Linked DNA regions of Mus musculus: region 2 is linked to region 1. The links are chromatin loops, found by intact Hi-C in ENCODE. Cell type or tissue: heart. All regions are shown on one strand.

Evidence for each region. A loop is a pair of places that touch in the nucleus more often than their neighbours do. Peaks named below come from ENCODE experiments on the same cell type or tissue, not always from the same donor. Only the 100,000 strongest peaks of a DNase experiment are listed, where the experiment ranks them.
Region 2: a loop joins it to region 1, with 2.6 times the contacts of the local background. A loop is called at or near these places in 2 of 42 quality-filtered maps.

Annotation. Positions count from the first base shown.
Region 1 is chr9:70,674,307-70,682,306 of GRCm38, forward strand. It overlaps Adam10 (a disintegrin and metallopeptidase domain 10), which reads left to right and starts at 4,676. Exons shown (of 16, transcript NM_007399.4): 1 at 4,676-4,953. The coding sequence starts at 4,899. In heart, no CTCF peak of the experiment used is centred here; DNase peaks (open chromatin) are centred at 4,665 and 5,285; H3K4me3 peaks cover 3,894 bases; H3K27ac peaks cover 2,120 bases.
Region 2 is chr9:70,874,474-70,882,473 of GRCm38, forward strand. The region is part of intron 1 of Lipc (lipase, hepatic); the gene reads right to left. Among named protein-coding and RNA genes, the nearest start is that of Gm32017, 36 kb to the right of the region's middle. In heart, no CTCF peak of the experiment used is centred here; no DNase peak of the experiment used is centred here; H3K27ac peaks cover 332 bases.

The DNA.
Region 1 (8,000 bases):
GTGAACAAATATCACATGTAATTATGATAGAATCATCTAGAATTCTATAATGCTTACTATATGCTATGTATTTGCCTTGGTGCTTTACACTTGTTTTTAAATTATTTACTTATTGATTGATTGATTATATGTAAGTACACTGTAGCTGTCTTCAGACACTCCAGAAGAGGGCTTCAGATTTCGTTATGGATGGTTATGAGCCACCATGTGGTTGCTGGGATTTGAACTCAGGACCTTTGGAAGAGCAGTCGGTGCTCTTAACCGCTGAGCCATCTCACTAGCCCCCTAAATTACTTATTTTTACTTATTTAACTTTTGGTTTTTCAAACAGGGTTTTTCTGTGCATCCTTGGCTGTCCTAGAACTCTGTAGACCAGGCTGGCCTCAAACTCAGAGATCCACCTGCCTCTGATTCTTGAGTGCTGGGATTAAAGGCGTGTGCCACCACTGTCCTGCTCTTTTACACTTATTGATTTATTTAACTCTGGAGGCAATCTGTGGTAGGCAGCACTATTCTCCAATTCTGCAGATCAGAAACTGAGACCCAAATGTCCTTTAAACAAGGGATTGACTTTATTATTATTTTATGTGTACAGGTGTTTTGCTTGTATATGTGTCTGTGCACATGTGTTCCTGGTACCCCCAGAAGCCAGAAGAAAGTGTTGGATCCCCTGTTATTAGAGTTATAGACTGTTTTAAGCCACCACATGTGGGCTGGGAATCGAACCCTGGTCCTCTGAAGAACAGTTAGTGCTCTTAAACATTGAGCCATCACTCCAGCCCCGTAGACTTTAATCTTAGCCAAGAGCACATGTTTAGGAAAATGATGTGACTATGCTATAGATAGGGCTGGGGCTTGGGACAGAGGTCCAAGAAAGCTAGCTGACTATACGCTAAGAACCAGAAAAGAATCCAGAACAAGGCAAACCCCAGGCTCTGTTTACATGCAGTTTACAGCCTAATCCCAGACACAAGAGGGTCATAAGAAGTAACCAAGGAAGTGAAGGATAAGAAACAAAACCAAGGGCTGGAGAGATGACTCAGCGATTTAGAGCACTGACTGCTCTTCCAGAGGTCCTGAGTTCAATTCCCAGCAACCACATGGTGACTCACAAATATCTATAATGAGATCTGACGCCCTCTTCTAGTGTGTCTGAAGACAGCGACAGTGTACTCATATAAATAAAATAAATAAATCTTTAAAAAAAAAAGAAAGAAAGGAAAAAAAAAGAGAGAAACAAACCCAAAAGATCAAATTCTAGGACGGATCATATTTAAGAGGTAAAGAGAAGAAAGCCTTAGGGAAGTCAAAGAGAGAAACACAGCTCAGTGTCAGGAGGAAAGCAAGGAGAGAACAGAGCCCCAGAGAACCCTGGGAGAGGGGAGATTTTGATAGTAAAGTGTCAGGTATCTGGGAGGTCTGGTAAGATAAGAATTGAAGGTGTCTACTGGCATTGGCAACCAACAGATGTCTGATGGCTCATAGCAAGAGTGACTCTAGAAATGATGAGGTGGCATCAAATTGCTGTGAATTAAAGTGAGGTTGGAAAGCAGGGGAAATTGGAGAAGGGAGATGAGCTAGTCCTGTATCTGGCTAAGCAAGAGAAAGAAAATGTATAAACCAGGGCGAGAGCAGAGAGGGACGGTTGAAGGCTACGAAAAAGGGAACACTCAGTATGACTTGGTGACTTGACCACGGGTGACGATGTGAGGCTCTAAGCTGATTCCCCCCGCCCCTCTTTTTTGAAAAACATTTATTTTGAAAAACATTTATTTTTGTTTTATGTGTATGAGAGTTTTGCCTGCATGTCTGTGCACCATATGTCTGCCTGCTGCCCTCATAGACCAGAAGAGGGAGTCCTATAGCCTGGAACTGAGTTACTGACAGTTATGAGCTGACATGTGGATGCTAGGAATTGAATTCCAGGTCCTCTGGAAAGCAGCCACTAATGTAGAGCTACTGAGCCAGATCTCTAGCCATCGGATCCTACTCTTAGTCCTGGTTCCTGAGAGAAAGGAAATGCTGTTACTACAGAAAAGGAATGGAATATATTCCTGAGTTTGAAAAATTAAAGGTAATTGTTGGTCTGGAGTTGCAGTTCAGTTGTAGAGTACTGGCTCAGTACGCATACAGTGCTATATTTGATTCCTAGCTGCATTTGCATGTAGTTCCAACTCTCAGGAGTTAGCAGCGAAGGAATCAGAAACGCAAGGTTGCCCTATGCTACCTGGACGATATTGGTCTTAGATCTGTGCAGTAAGCATTTTTTCTTTAATATTGTTAACCTGATACATCACATATGGCATTTGTTTATGAAGGAAATGTTTCATTATAACGTAGGGATACTTTCTATGGTCTTAACAAAAATCGAAACAAACAAAACTCTTACTCTTAGCATCAAAAATGTCATTATTGCTGAAGTAACACTGCTGCTAAAGTAATTCGTGGAACAGGTGGGCTGGACAAACATGATGACCTGAGTCATTCAGAGCCCAAATAAAGGTCAAGGAGAGAGCCCACTCCATAAAGTTGTTCTCTGACTCCCACATGCTTATTATGGGCCAAGTATCACTCCCTCTCCCTCTACTTCTCCCCCTCCCTCTCCCCCAACCCTCCCCCCCACCCCCCAGCTAAAAACCAAGGAATCACTATTTTCCACTAGATTAGATATTTGTTTGAGGAAATAAATGGCATTTATGTACTTTATTTACCATATAACAATTATTATCTGCTAAGCACTTGTAATTGCTTTATAGTGTTAAGTGATCTGAATTTAATCCATCAAAATAGTTCCAAAAGGCAATTTTCATTTTACAAGGGAAATGCCAAGGTTACAAAGAATTTTGAAATAACCTTGCCAAAGTCTATCAGCTTTTAAGAGGCAGGGGTGGGAGTCAAACTCAAGTGGGTTGTGATGCATGGCATCAATGCAGACCTTACCCCGGTACATTTTCTCACTTTCCTCTTCACTTGTGAAAATGCCAGTAATGGAATTAAGACTTTAAGCAAAGCAATAGTCCAAACTTGTAACATGAAAATACCATTCATTATTCATTCATATTTTTAAAGAAAAGAAACAGCATTTTAGATGTAAACTCCTGCGATTTCTTTGAATTAAAAAAGAAAATGATCTTTGCTTATGATTATTAGAATTGATTATAAACAATACTACCTAATATCAAACTTGTCACAGAGATGGATTAATAACTCAAAAAGTCAAAACTTCTACTGCCTGTGAGTACATAAGGCAGAAACAGCGCATGTGATAAGCAACATGTCTGCAGGTTACTCAGAATAGACACTTTACAAAAGGAAAAAGAAATAACAGCATTCAGTTACTCTGTATTGATTTTATATGCTTCAGTAGAAACGAATGGACAGGACAATCATGATGATGTGGGAAGTTCTGACTGCAGTATTGAGTTTAGTAATGTGAAGCAAAACAACAATTCATTTTTCAAAACAATTAAAATAAGTATATTCCTTAAGTAAGGTGTGACGGTGCATGGAAGATGGGAGGAATCAGAAGTTCATGTTTACCCTTGGCCTCATAACCACTCAAAGAATAACCTGGGATAATTAGATGAGAGATGGGAGATGGGGGTGGGAAAAGTATTCTCATCTTTATTTCTGTTTTCTTTAAAAACCACATTATCTACATTAACAATGTAGGTTGTAGAAAATATATAGGGCGGAAGTAAAAGGTTTGCAATTTATTCTTATTATCAATAATATAAACTCATATTCTTTGAGTCAACCGAAGCAGAGTTAAGTATGATGAAGACGTTGTAGTTCTTTTTTTTTTTCATTTATTCATTCGCGTTACATCCGAAGAGCAGCCCCGCTCCTCTCCTCCCAGTCCCACCCTTACAAATCCCTCCTCCCATTACTCCTAAAGTTGTAGTTCTTGAATACGAGTATAAAGAATCAAAGCGAGTAAATGAGAAGTCAAATACCGGTTTTGTAGAAGTTGGCATGAAGGAGGTATGAGGGAAACAGACTAACAAGCGAGCATTTTCTGAGCTGGAGACTAAGGACCACCGGCTTATTTATTTATTTATTTATTATTATGGCTAAGGCCTAGTAGGTGACATACATTTGCTAATGGTTCGGGAAGATACCCCTTTGGGTATTTTTTTCTTCCTGTTGGATCTTTCCTTTTATGTTCCCATCAGAGCTGTGTATCGCGGCTAAAATCATGGTTTGCTGGGACTGCTTTTGTTTACTTGGCAGCTGCAGAGCTTCAAAAGAAACAGATAGAGAAGCAAGGAAAACCTCTAGTTTTTTGGAGGCGAAGAAGCCGAAAGCCCTTCTTGACAGCTTCGGGGTAGGGTGTGATTCCAAGAGACAGTCCTTAACAGCTGGAAGAACCAGGTAGCACTTTCACAGGGAAAAGAGCGCTCCCGCCCGGGGCGGTGGGCGGAGTCTCCAGCGGCCCCGCCCTCCCAGGCCAATCCCTGCTCTCCGCCAGCGGACAGGAAGCAGCGGCGGGGCCTAGCGGCCCGGGCGCTCGCCTCGGCACGCATGCGCATTATCCCGGGGCGCTTGGGGGAGCAGGGCGGGGCGGGAGGCAGGGGTGCGGCCTCGCGAGTGTATTGGGTGCCGTCGCGTCACGTGGCGAGAAAGGAGGCGGAGGGCCGCGGCTCAGGGAAGGGGCTGAGACCAGGCGAAGAGCGAGGGCAGGGAAGCGGGGAAGGGAGGAAGGAAGAGGCCGAGGGGGAGGGAGGGCCCTGTTTTGGCGGAGCAGGGCGCGCGGCTGGGCCCCTGAAGTGGAGCGAGAGGGAGGCGCTTCGCCGGGTGCCACTGCCGGGGAGGCTCGTCGGGACCCAGCGCCGGTCGCGGCTCCCTCAGGATCGATGCACCGCGGTTAACCCGTGAGGAGGCGGCGGCCGGGGAAGATGGTGTTGCCGACAGTGTTAATTCTGCTCCTCTCCTGGGCGGCGGGGCTGGGAGGTGAGACACGACCCCGGGCGGCGACGGAGCGGCGGTCGGTCGGGCCGAGCGCAGCGTCGCGGAGCCGGGCCGCGCGTGTCAGGTCTCCTCGGCTTCTGTCAGCTCTCTCAGCTCGCCTCAGCCGACCCCGAGCGACGCTCCCCGCGCGCTATTGTCCCTCGCGCGCCCCGACCGCGCTCCCGCCGGCGGCGGCCCGAGCAGGCTGCGGAGCCCCGGGCCAGGCCTTCCCCGCCCCCACGGCCCGGCGGCCCTGCCTGCCCGGCTTCTCGCGCCGCTTTCCCCGGGAGCGGCGGAGCCCAGGCCAGCCGCCCTCGCGCACTCCGCAGCCACCTCAGCCCTGCCGGGGTCCGAGCCCCGGGACCGCGCAGACTCGCAGCAACTTGCGAGGTTGGCAGCGCGGCGGGAGCATTGTTCTGCAAGCGAGCGAGCGGACCCGGGCCGGGTGTCGGACGCCGGTGTGCGTGTCCCACCCGAGTGCCTTCCCTCCGCCTCGTGCTCTTTTCGGAGTGTTTGTAGCCAGCGCGCCGGAGGTTGTGTGTGTGTGTGTGTCTGTCGTTCTGTCTGTCTGTCTTCTGTCTCCCCGGGGCAAGACTTTAGTTGACTGAGGAGAAGGGCAAGCCGTTTTAGGATGCTCTTCGATCCATCTGTCTTTTTGAGTTGAGTCCACAGAGAAGCAAGACCGACCCTTCCTGGGCGAACCAACTTGCAGAGTTTTCTTAAACTCTCAGGTGGAGCAGACGTACTGCTTAGTCAGAGGATTGTCAGGGCTGTGCTCCCTCCCCCTGCAAATTGGAGTTCACTGTTGCTTCAAGTTTCCTGATGCTTCGGGTTTGAGACAGCGGTATTTCATTCCCAGGCTTTCCTAGGACAGGTTGCATGATTATTTTGTTCCTATGAGAAAGTGCTTTACCATAGGTAAGCTAATTTGCCGCCCAAGTGTCTGGAGAGAGGTTAGCTTAAAAGCATTGAATTGGAAACAACCCCCAGAACTTCCAGGGGTGCTTCGGATGGTTGTCAGCAGCCTAATTTGATACTTTAGAAAATATCCTAGTGTTTTCTGTAGTGTATTGTCTGTGTTCATCCCTTTGTCTCATTGACTTAAACTGCAGGACCCAGCCTATTTTTGTCTGGCATTCTGCTTACTCTGAAGTTGGTTTTGTGTACTCAGTTTCTGTTGTTGTGTGTACTATTCATTTATTAAGTACACATTTTAGATGACAGCCACTAATAGATGCTTATTTTTGTTTTGTTTTTGTTTTTTGTTTTTTTTAAGAACCAGATTGCAGACCGTTTGTAAAGAGCCTCTTTATTTAACATTTGTATTTCTGTAACACGGCTTATAGTCCTGGCTGGCTGTTTTCACTTTTTGTGATTATGGTCAGGAATTAGACACTGTTCTCTATGAGGTAATAAAATCTAAGTTAAATGTGATACACTTTGATAAGTAGTGATACAAAATGCCTTTTATTAAGGAAAACTAAAACCAATGTGGCCTGTTGTTTGGGGAAAAAAGTAAATTAACAGCATAAGCATTGTGGGTGAAGAGTTTTATTCAGATCTTTGGAGTTTCTTTCTGCACTAAGTAATGATTCAAAGGCCAGGTTTTGTTGTGCTTCTGCTAAAAACTTAAAAAAAAAATAAAAGTTTTCACTTAAGTATTATGTCAAATTTGTAATACTTGAGTATGTAGGTATATTTATAATTTGGGGCTGTGGAATGTAGCCCAGTGGCAATTGCCTAGCAAGGCCATGCAAGGCTTTGGATTCAACATCTCTGTTTAAGGCCCAAAACTCCTCCTATGTTTATTTGTAACTCATTATACTATATGCTGGGTTTTTTTTTTTTATCTGAACTGAATCGCATATAGCTAAGTTTATATATTTTTGTGATGTTTTGTAGGCTAGTGTGCATTCAAACTTAGTAGATATTGGCTGTAGTGCATTGGAAAGTTGAATGTTTGTAAGGTTAGGGTAGTTGTAGAAATACAGAACTTTAAGGTATAAGCCATGTTCAGGTGAAACTAAACTCTGTTGGTTGCTTTCATCTTGCCTGTTTGTGTTAATCACTGTTGTGTGTGAATGTTTTTCTTACTGCACATAATGTGAGGGGTGGGAAGCTGGAAGGAGGCAATAAAGTGCTTAAATACTAAAACAACTTTTCTAGTTTTCCCTTCTATGTTGGTGGATGTCCTGCCCAGTGTTGTATTTGTAGAAAGATACCATGATAGTTTTTGAGTTTATGAAGTGTCTGTATGGAAGTATTCATATATCTGTACAAAATGCTTCTAAAAAGTTATTTGTTGCCTAGCAAAATGGCTCAGTAGGTGGGAGCACTTGCTTTGAAAGCCTGACTATCTGATTTCTAGTCCCCATCCCTTAGTTGAAGGAGAGAACCAACTCCTGAAAATTATCTTTTGACCTTCACATGCACACCATGGTTCCTCGTGCCCTTACTCACACATGTACACTACACACAATTATAAGATAATAAAGTTATTTGGAGACGTGTTAGGAACTTATTGGCACTATCCTGATTAGCCAACAATTTTTGTGTTTTGTTGTTGTTGTTGTTGTTGTTTGTTTTTGAGATGCAGACGGATTATGTTTCTAGCTCTAACTCCTGCCTTCCTAGTAGCTGGTACTGTGGGTGAAGACCTTGATGTAGGGCTGATGGTTACTTTTGAGCATAGAAAATGTGAAAATTAAGGTCTTTCTGAGCAGTGGGGAAGCACACCTTTGATCACAGCACTTGGGAGGCAGAGGCAGACAGATCACTGAGTTCAAGGCCAGCTTGGGCTACAGAGTGAGTTCCAGGAACTATGTCTTGAACACGTCCCCCCCACCCCACCCCCCCAAAAAAAAGGAAAAGAAAAATTATTTTGTGTACTTAAGAACTCAGAAGATATTAGTTATAGCAACAAAGTAATCCTGTAATGTTTGGCTTAAAGAAGTTATCCATGTAATGAGCCATGCTTGGTATGTGGTGTGTGTGTGTGTTTTAATTTAAAACTCTGGCTTTGTATGATACACATTCTACAGAAACAAACT
Region 2 (8,000 bases), 200 kb after region 1:
TAAGAATAAAAGCTAGATATTATAGTTTAAAGTATACCTATACTGCATATTGTGCAGTTATCTCAGTGGTTAAGAGAGTTTGCTGTTTTTGTGGAGGACCCAAGTTCAGGTCCCAGCTCCCACATCCTGTAGCCCACAGCCTATAGTAACTCTAGCTCCAGGGGACCTGATGTCACCTTCTAGCCTTCTCAGACACCTGCCTGCATTTGCACATACTCACATGCATAAATAAAACAAATATTTTAAAACACGCGCATATTGTAGTTTTATATATAGTAATACTAATAGTACTACATACTGTATTAGCATATAGTAATAACAAGAGTAATGTAGTGGCATCCTAATGATGCATATGTTTTCCACTGCCATTAGTGGGGAACTTAGTTTATGTTTTAAACACTCTCCTATCTGCTTTTCCCAAACAGGAGTCAAGGACTTTGCATAACTAGGCCAAAAGGGCTCCAAGCCACAGGGGAGAGGGTGTGGCACCTCTGGTTGGAAGTGTTGGGGCACTTGTCCCTGCTGCATGAATCTGGGTAGCACTTGGGCACTTGTTGAGGGCAATTCACAATGGATGCCTTGTTATTCTCTGGGGTGTCAAGGTATCCAACTAGGTCAGAAAGGCAGGTCAAGAACAATGCCTCTCTTCCTGGTCACATGTGAAAGCATTGGTAGACAGGCCTCCCAGCCTCCGGGCCTGTTAGTGTCCTGAGATACCAACTACAGTCTTGTGGCAGGTGGTATTTCAGGCACCACTGAGCTGTCACAGGATCAATAGTCCCAAGGTATGACAGCCCTCCTTGGATAGCACCCTGCAGCCAGGCCCAGGGTGAAGGAGGGACAGCGTTGTACGTTTCTGAGCAGGCAATGGCACTATTGTGTGTCCTTGTGTTTGGCAGACACTATCACCCCCACGAAATGCCAGCCTCTGGGCATCTAGCTTTGGGGCAGGTTTTGGGAGCAGGATGTCTGTCTTTCTGCAGCCCTGACTGTCAGGGACTGGGGATCAGGATTGAGTTTCTTTCCTGGATTTTCAAGGGTTCTTTTGTTCCTTCACCTCCCGAGTGTAGGAGGTAAATCTGAGAATAACTCTGAGGCAGCAAGCTGGAAATTCAATTCCCTGTGAACTCTGCTCCTGCTAGGCCGTGTAATGGGATCACTCTTGCTTAGCAGGTGTGCTACAGTCAGGTTTCCACCTGCTGTAATTACAGGTCCTCCACACTTCCCCAGTTCCGGGCTTTCTGAGCCCTGGCATTTTTGCAAGTGTGTCTCCTGTCCTTAATAACTGGTTGGCAGGCATTCATCAGCACCATAAGTAACTGGGCACCGCCTCTCCTCACCACCTCTCCTTTCTTGTTTGAGAGACAGACCAAGGGCTCAACCTACTTAAAGACTCTGAGTTCAGAGAGCAGGAGACGACAGGGATGAAACATGTCTCCATATTCCATTTTGGGGTTTTAATTTATATTCTCCCGGAGAGCTGCAGATTAGAGGTTGTGAAACTCTCAGGGCAGAACAATTTCTATAAATACAAGTGATGTGAGTGTAAGGGGCAGGGTTTGGAGAGAGGACATCTTGCATGTTTCCTGGGTTGAGACAACCACAGGGGAGTTTATCCCATGGCTGGAGCTGGTTCTCAGAGGAGCCAGGGTCATGTGTGTTTGTGGCAATGGAGAGCCTATACACAATACTTGCAGGTTTGGGGCTGGAGTGGAGCCCACTGCATTGCAAAAGGAACATGATCAATTCTCTTTCTTCCTTTATTGATGGAAGTTCTAGTGCTAGAAGCTGATAGCCAGCCTGGCATATTCACAGCTCTCCTGTAGACACTTCCTTCCTGGCCTGTTCCCTCGAGCTCCCACTGTCTCCACCCCACTTGTGTTATTTAAGTCCTGACTCTGTGGCCCTTTAGCAAGTTCCCAAAACGCCGGGAACCTTAGTCTTCTGGTTTTAATACATTGGATCATAAACCCTATCTCATAGACTGGTTTAGAATGAAAAATGAATTTAATATTATAGAGTCTGAGACAAGCCAAGGGCCAAGTGAACATAATTTTTCTTCATAATACTAGTGGGTCATAGCTGGTAAAACTCCTCAGGAGGCATCTTCTGACCATGACAAGACTGCAAGGCCTCCCTTCCCAATAATTACAAACAGTTGAGTTTTGGACCACAGGGATAATAGTTTTGAGAAGTGAAACTTTTTGGAGCTCAAATTCTGTTATGTAGGTGAATGTCTTTTCAGGTTATTTGAATAGTCAGTTCTGTATGGCCATGTGATTGAAGGCCAAAAGAGAAACATAGCTATTATCTCTATTGCTTACTAGGCCTTTAGCCCCTCAAGAGTTTTGTCAAGTATCCAGAAAGACCAGAGTATCAGAAATGAAAGATTAAGACTAAGTTTCCTTCTCAAACGGTAGAACCTGGACTCCTAAATCTCACCCCTTTCTCACTGAGATGTAAGAGGGAGCGTGTCCCTAGGTTGTTAGAAGACTTGGGGTACTTGCTCCTGGACACATTCCCTCCATGCAGACAAGAGGGCTATAAAAAAGCAGCAACTTACTCTCCATTTTCTATAACCCTGGGTACTGGAATCCAAGAAGTGGTCTAGAATGCCTTCACTCCTACACATCTTCTTCTCCCAAGGCCAGTCCTTCTGTGCTAGAGGTCGCAAGCTGTGGCTTTGTTCCTCTGACATTTCAGGGGATGGGGCATGTAGTGGAGGTGACAGTCCCCACAAGCCCAGGCAAAGATAGGCAAGACCCAAGCTCAGGACTAAGTGCTATATAACAAAATAACACTAAAAATGAGGACATTCCTACAAGTTTGCTGAGCCAGGGTGGACATGAGGGACTATTCTAAATACCCAGCCTGGCACCTAGCACTTGCAAGGACATTAATAGATAGCTGGTGGCTGAATGACAGTGTCCTGGCTAGCATTGACTGTCAACCAGACATAGCCTAGTGTCACCTAAAGAAAGCAAGAGTCTCAACTGAGTGTCTTTATCTGGTCAGTCTGTGAATATTTCTGTGAGGGGTTATCACAGTTGTCTTAAAGGTCCAACCCTCTGACAACACCATTCCTTGGCATAAGAGCTGGACTGCACAAGAAAGCTAAGCATTACTCCAAGAGTGAGCCTGTAAGTAGCATTTCTCCATGGTTCCTGCCTCTCAGGTTCTGCCTTGAGTTCTTGTGATGACTTCTATCAATAATGGGTTATGGTCTAGAAATGCAAGCCAAGTAAACTTTTTCCTTTTGGTCAGAATGTTTTTTTTTTTAATCACACCAACAGAGAGGAGAGCAAGACATGTAACTGAGGTGCACACATTTATGTAATTCCGCACCAGCCCCAGTGTGATTCCTGACCTCTAAGAACCATTCTATTTCTGCGTAGGAAAGATCATTAGAGATTGACTGGCCTAAGTTCCTCACCTTATATCTTCAAGGAAACTGAGGCCAGAGTTGAGCAGAGACCAGCCCTAGGCCACGTAGCTGCTGGTAGCAGGAATTCATGGTAGACACGGGATTGCTACTAACCCCATTTGTACCTCAGCTGAATGCCCTTAAAATAGTTGTGATAAGCTTAATGTGTTAGAGGTACTAAAGGAGGGGTGGGGGGAAGATCCAGCAAAACCTGCTAATTGCCTATTTATTTCAGTCCCAGCTCTTGAGAAAGCTGCTTCTGACGGATGGCATGAGCTCTCCAAATGTTATAATTAGACAGCTTGTTTGGGCCAGAACCTTCCAGAGCAAGACCATCAGATAGAAAATAATACGTCTGATAAGCAAGAACCAAAGAGACAGTCAGCTTTCAACAACGAGCCTTCTGGAAGCTACTTAATAAGGGACCGTCTTTAGCTCCAGAAAGCTGGTGGAATGCCCAGATGGGCTACACAGCTTCCAGTGCCAAAGTAACACCATTGCCAGCACTAAAATACCAGATTGCTCTACTGAGCACTTACTGTGTACCAGCACGCCACCCAGGCACACCATTTCTTCATTTAACCCTCACATTGTGTCTTCAGGGACAGAGATTATCCTGGATCACATATGAGGACCAAACATTTGCAAGATTAGCTTGTTAGTTTCCAAGCTGCATATCTAGGACTTGAACTCAGTGTCTAGGACCATGTGTGCCATTCACGAAGATTGAAACTTGAGTTCTGCCATCAGAGTTACTTTGAACATCCAACGCACATCAAGCTAGTGTCTGTTTCAGTTGAGCACCAGCTAAAGCTTTCTCTCTAGCTTCAAGGATTGTGTTGTATAGAAAGTAAGTGTCTTCCTACACCAGACACACTCAGCTCACCCCCTCCTCCTGTCACTTGAATAGTAATCTATCTCACATCTGGACTTGCTTGTCAATCACCTATACTTGAATTCTCTGAAGCAAAATGTATCTGTGGAGGGATCATTACATCCTCCTCCAAGCTACTGTGGGCAGATCAAACCAACAAGAAAGCAAACAGCTGCTGCCATGAGCCATGGTTCTTCTGGTCTCAGGTCATGAGCATTGCATGTGGGCTTCTTGGCATGGTGCCCTCTATCTGCCTGGCTTCCTCTTCCTGGCCCAGAGGCCATCTCCTACCACTCAGTTGGAGTCTATGCTCATATTACACAACCACAGCACACCTGGCCTGGGCCAGACAAAGTACCCAGGCACAGGGCCTCAACTGGAGGAGTCACATCTATATTAACAAAAGGAGAGAAATGTACAGGGAAGCTGGGACCCTTGCTGAACTTTCAGCAGGTGGAAACAACTCATGGGCCTAACTAGGGTGAATAACCATTCTGCTGTGTCTGGGGCTGCCCTGATTTGGCAGCCAAAGTCCCACAAAGCAGAGGATATTTCAGTTGCAAGCAAAGCAGGAGAGTCATCTACACCCAGCCTGAGAATGGGGGGATGCTCTTGTCAGACAAGTCCTGAGATGGGGGATCTTTCTAAAAAAGTCTAAGGGAGATGGAGGAAGATCTGGGCAGAATCTTGGGTACAAACAGCAGGGAGGGGAATGGAGAAAGAAGAGGGTTTGTGTGAGGTTGCTGTAGGAGAAGAAGTAAAATGGACTCAATAAGGAACCCGAGTCAGGTAGTTTGTGCTATGGATTTTCTAGCTTCTCGGAAGAAACTGCAACCCTGCATGTCAGATGTTGGGAGATGTTTCATTAGATAAATCCCAGAGATGAACTAAGGTGTATTAGGTATCTGCAGATGGGCTGATGTCCTACCTGTCCACATCTGGACCCTGGCTGATGTCTGTGCACACAAAATGCATGCTCCTAACACATGTGGTAGGTGACGTCAATGTCTCAAGAAGAGATCTCAGGGACACACTCATTTTTACTCGGATGCCCCTGAGAAGAAGCAATGAAACATCTGGGGCCCTCCCACTCACTTCTGGATGACTGGGTTATCTCAGGAACTTCTCAGATCTGTAAGATGAGGGAGGACATGCATTTTTTTTCCTTTTTTTCAGAAATGTTGTGAGGTCCCAATAAGAAAATTGACAAAAGAAGTTCTTGGCTTGCTACCGGCTCATGCATGTGTCTGCATAAAGAGACTGCTGGCCAGAGATTATTGCTTGAAGGAGGCCTTTTTGTGAAGAGGAATAAGGGCTGTTAGAAGTATCATGGTGGATGAGGGCATGGGATCCTGTAGGAATGTCTGAGGTAGGGCAGAGATGACTACTATATGTGCCTATGGGATAGACCCTTTCTTCTCATTCTACCTTACTAACCATCCCCCTCTCTTTACCCCTGAGTACCTAGACTTTTCAGGGCCATCCCTGATGTCTCCCTCTCTTCTCTCAGCATGGTTGGTCACCATCACACGCTGGTGCTTTGTGCCAGCTTTCTCTTGAGTTCACATTTATCCACCATGGCTCTACCCATGGGTGCTACAACTCCTCTCTGGATTCTGCTCCCCACTGGTCTGCTCAATCGAATCCATACCACTAACCCGGAAGACTGAAAGTAATTAAAAGCTGGTATTACCCTTTCCAGCCCAACCAGTGGAGCAGATTCCTTGCATTGTTGGGAAATCCAACCATAAAGTAGCCCTGCTCATGGTAGAGCTGTTTTCCTCCTTCTTTGCCTTTCTATCACAGGAGACTTGCTCAGGTCCCAGAACACATCTCACTCCTTCCCCTCCCAGAACTACAGCTTGCAACCTCCTTCCTCCCTGGTTAGTTGAGTTAACTCCTGTTTGTCATCCATATTTTCCCGTGAACACCACTTCCTTGGTATATTCCAAAGCCCCAGACTACCTATCTATCCTGTGGCAGGAGATAGGCTTGAATTAGAAGTCTTGCAATTTGGGATAGTGTTGTCCAATGGCAAGAGCATGTGCCTGGAGCTGAAGTGCTTGGGTTCAATGTCTGGAGCCCTCGGTGACTTGCCGCTGAGCTGTCAGCAAGTTACTCCCAGATCTGTGCCTCAGTCTCTCCACTAATGCCAGAGGGAAAAAACAGTATCCATCTAAGATGATGGGTGTGAGAACTAAGTGGATTAATAGGGCAAGGTCCTCACTGACACCACTGGTGACCCCTAGTAAGTACTATATGAGCATTGTTCCGCGCCAGGTATGGCATCTATTCTGCTACATTTAATCATTTTTTTTTTTTTTGGTATGTGATCCATAATGTGGAGGCCAGAGGTAGACACCAGGTACATTTCTCAGTCACTCCCCACTTTAATTTTTGAGACAAGGTCTCTTACTGAACACAGTGATTCAGCTAGACTGGCTGGAAAAGCCAAAGTCAGGGATCCCTCCCTCTCTGCCACCGCAGCCCCTAGTCTACTGCTGTGCCTGTCTTATTTAACACTGGTGCTGGGATGTAACTCAGGTCTTCATGCTCATGTGGCAAGCACTTTACTGGCTGGGCCAGCTCACTGGCCCTGGTCAGGCACTTGGAGGGCAGTACTAATGCTTCAATGTCTCTCTGAGTGCCGACCCCTAGGAAGTTTGAGAGCATGGTGGATCAGCCATAGAGGGAGATGAAACAGAAGAATGGAATGAGCAGAAAGAGGCAGCATTGGAAAGGAGCAGCCTTGGTGGAACCAGGTGCCAGAGGCTGCCTGAATGCTTAGTTCTGCCCATGTCTGAAGAACAATAGCTGAAAAGACAGCCAAGAGGCAGAGTGCTCCTGCTCCTGGTCCGTGTTCATGGACTGCTTTCTTGGGAAGTGGGACATTACTGGATATTCACCTAAAATTCTCAGTGGGATTTTTGGGAAAACTCCATCCTCGACAGTCAACAGCTCATGTTTGATATGAACTAAACACACACACACACACACACACACACACACACACACACACACACACACACAGAGAGAGAGAGAGAGAGAGAGAGAGAGAGAGAGAAAGAGAGAGAGAGAGAGAGAGAGAGAGAGAGAGAGAGAGAGAGAGAGAGAGAGAGAGAGAACCTCAAAGAAGTGACCTGGAATGGCTGGGGATGTTGCTTCAATGCCCCTTTAAAAGTGGTAGGTATTGGGATGTTTGGTTAGCAGATACATCTCCCAGAGACTAAATTAGAAAACGCTAAGTTTTCTTGCCTCTATAGCACTTCCTCGGAGCTCTTAAATCACCAACACTAAGTAAGGGGAGGTGGACTCACGAGGAAAATTGATTCAGGACAGCTTGCTAGGAGATATTTTTACTTAATGAGCGTGGCCTTATCAGAGCAGCTGTGCTCTTTACCGCCCTAGATATGCTTAAAACAGATGGGAAACCAGCTCTCTCTCTTTTATTTGTGGTTAAATTCAGGGAGTGGAGCTTGAACCCCTGAATAAGGTGGTGCCAGAGACATGAGACAGAAACAAGAGAGGGACACAGGGTACCCTTTCTTTCCTAACATCAGGTGTCTCCTGACCTCATCCATGCCACTTGGATAATGTGTATGCATTTATATGTATATATTTGTTTAGGTATGTGCATGTATTGCACATGTGCATATTTGTGTATGTGTATATATATATATATGTATATATGTGTATGCATTA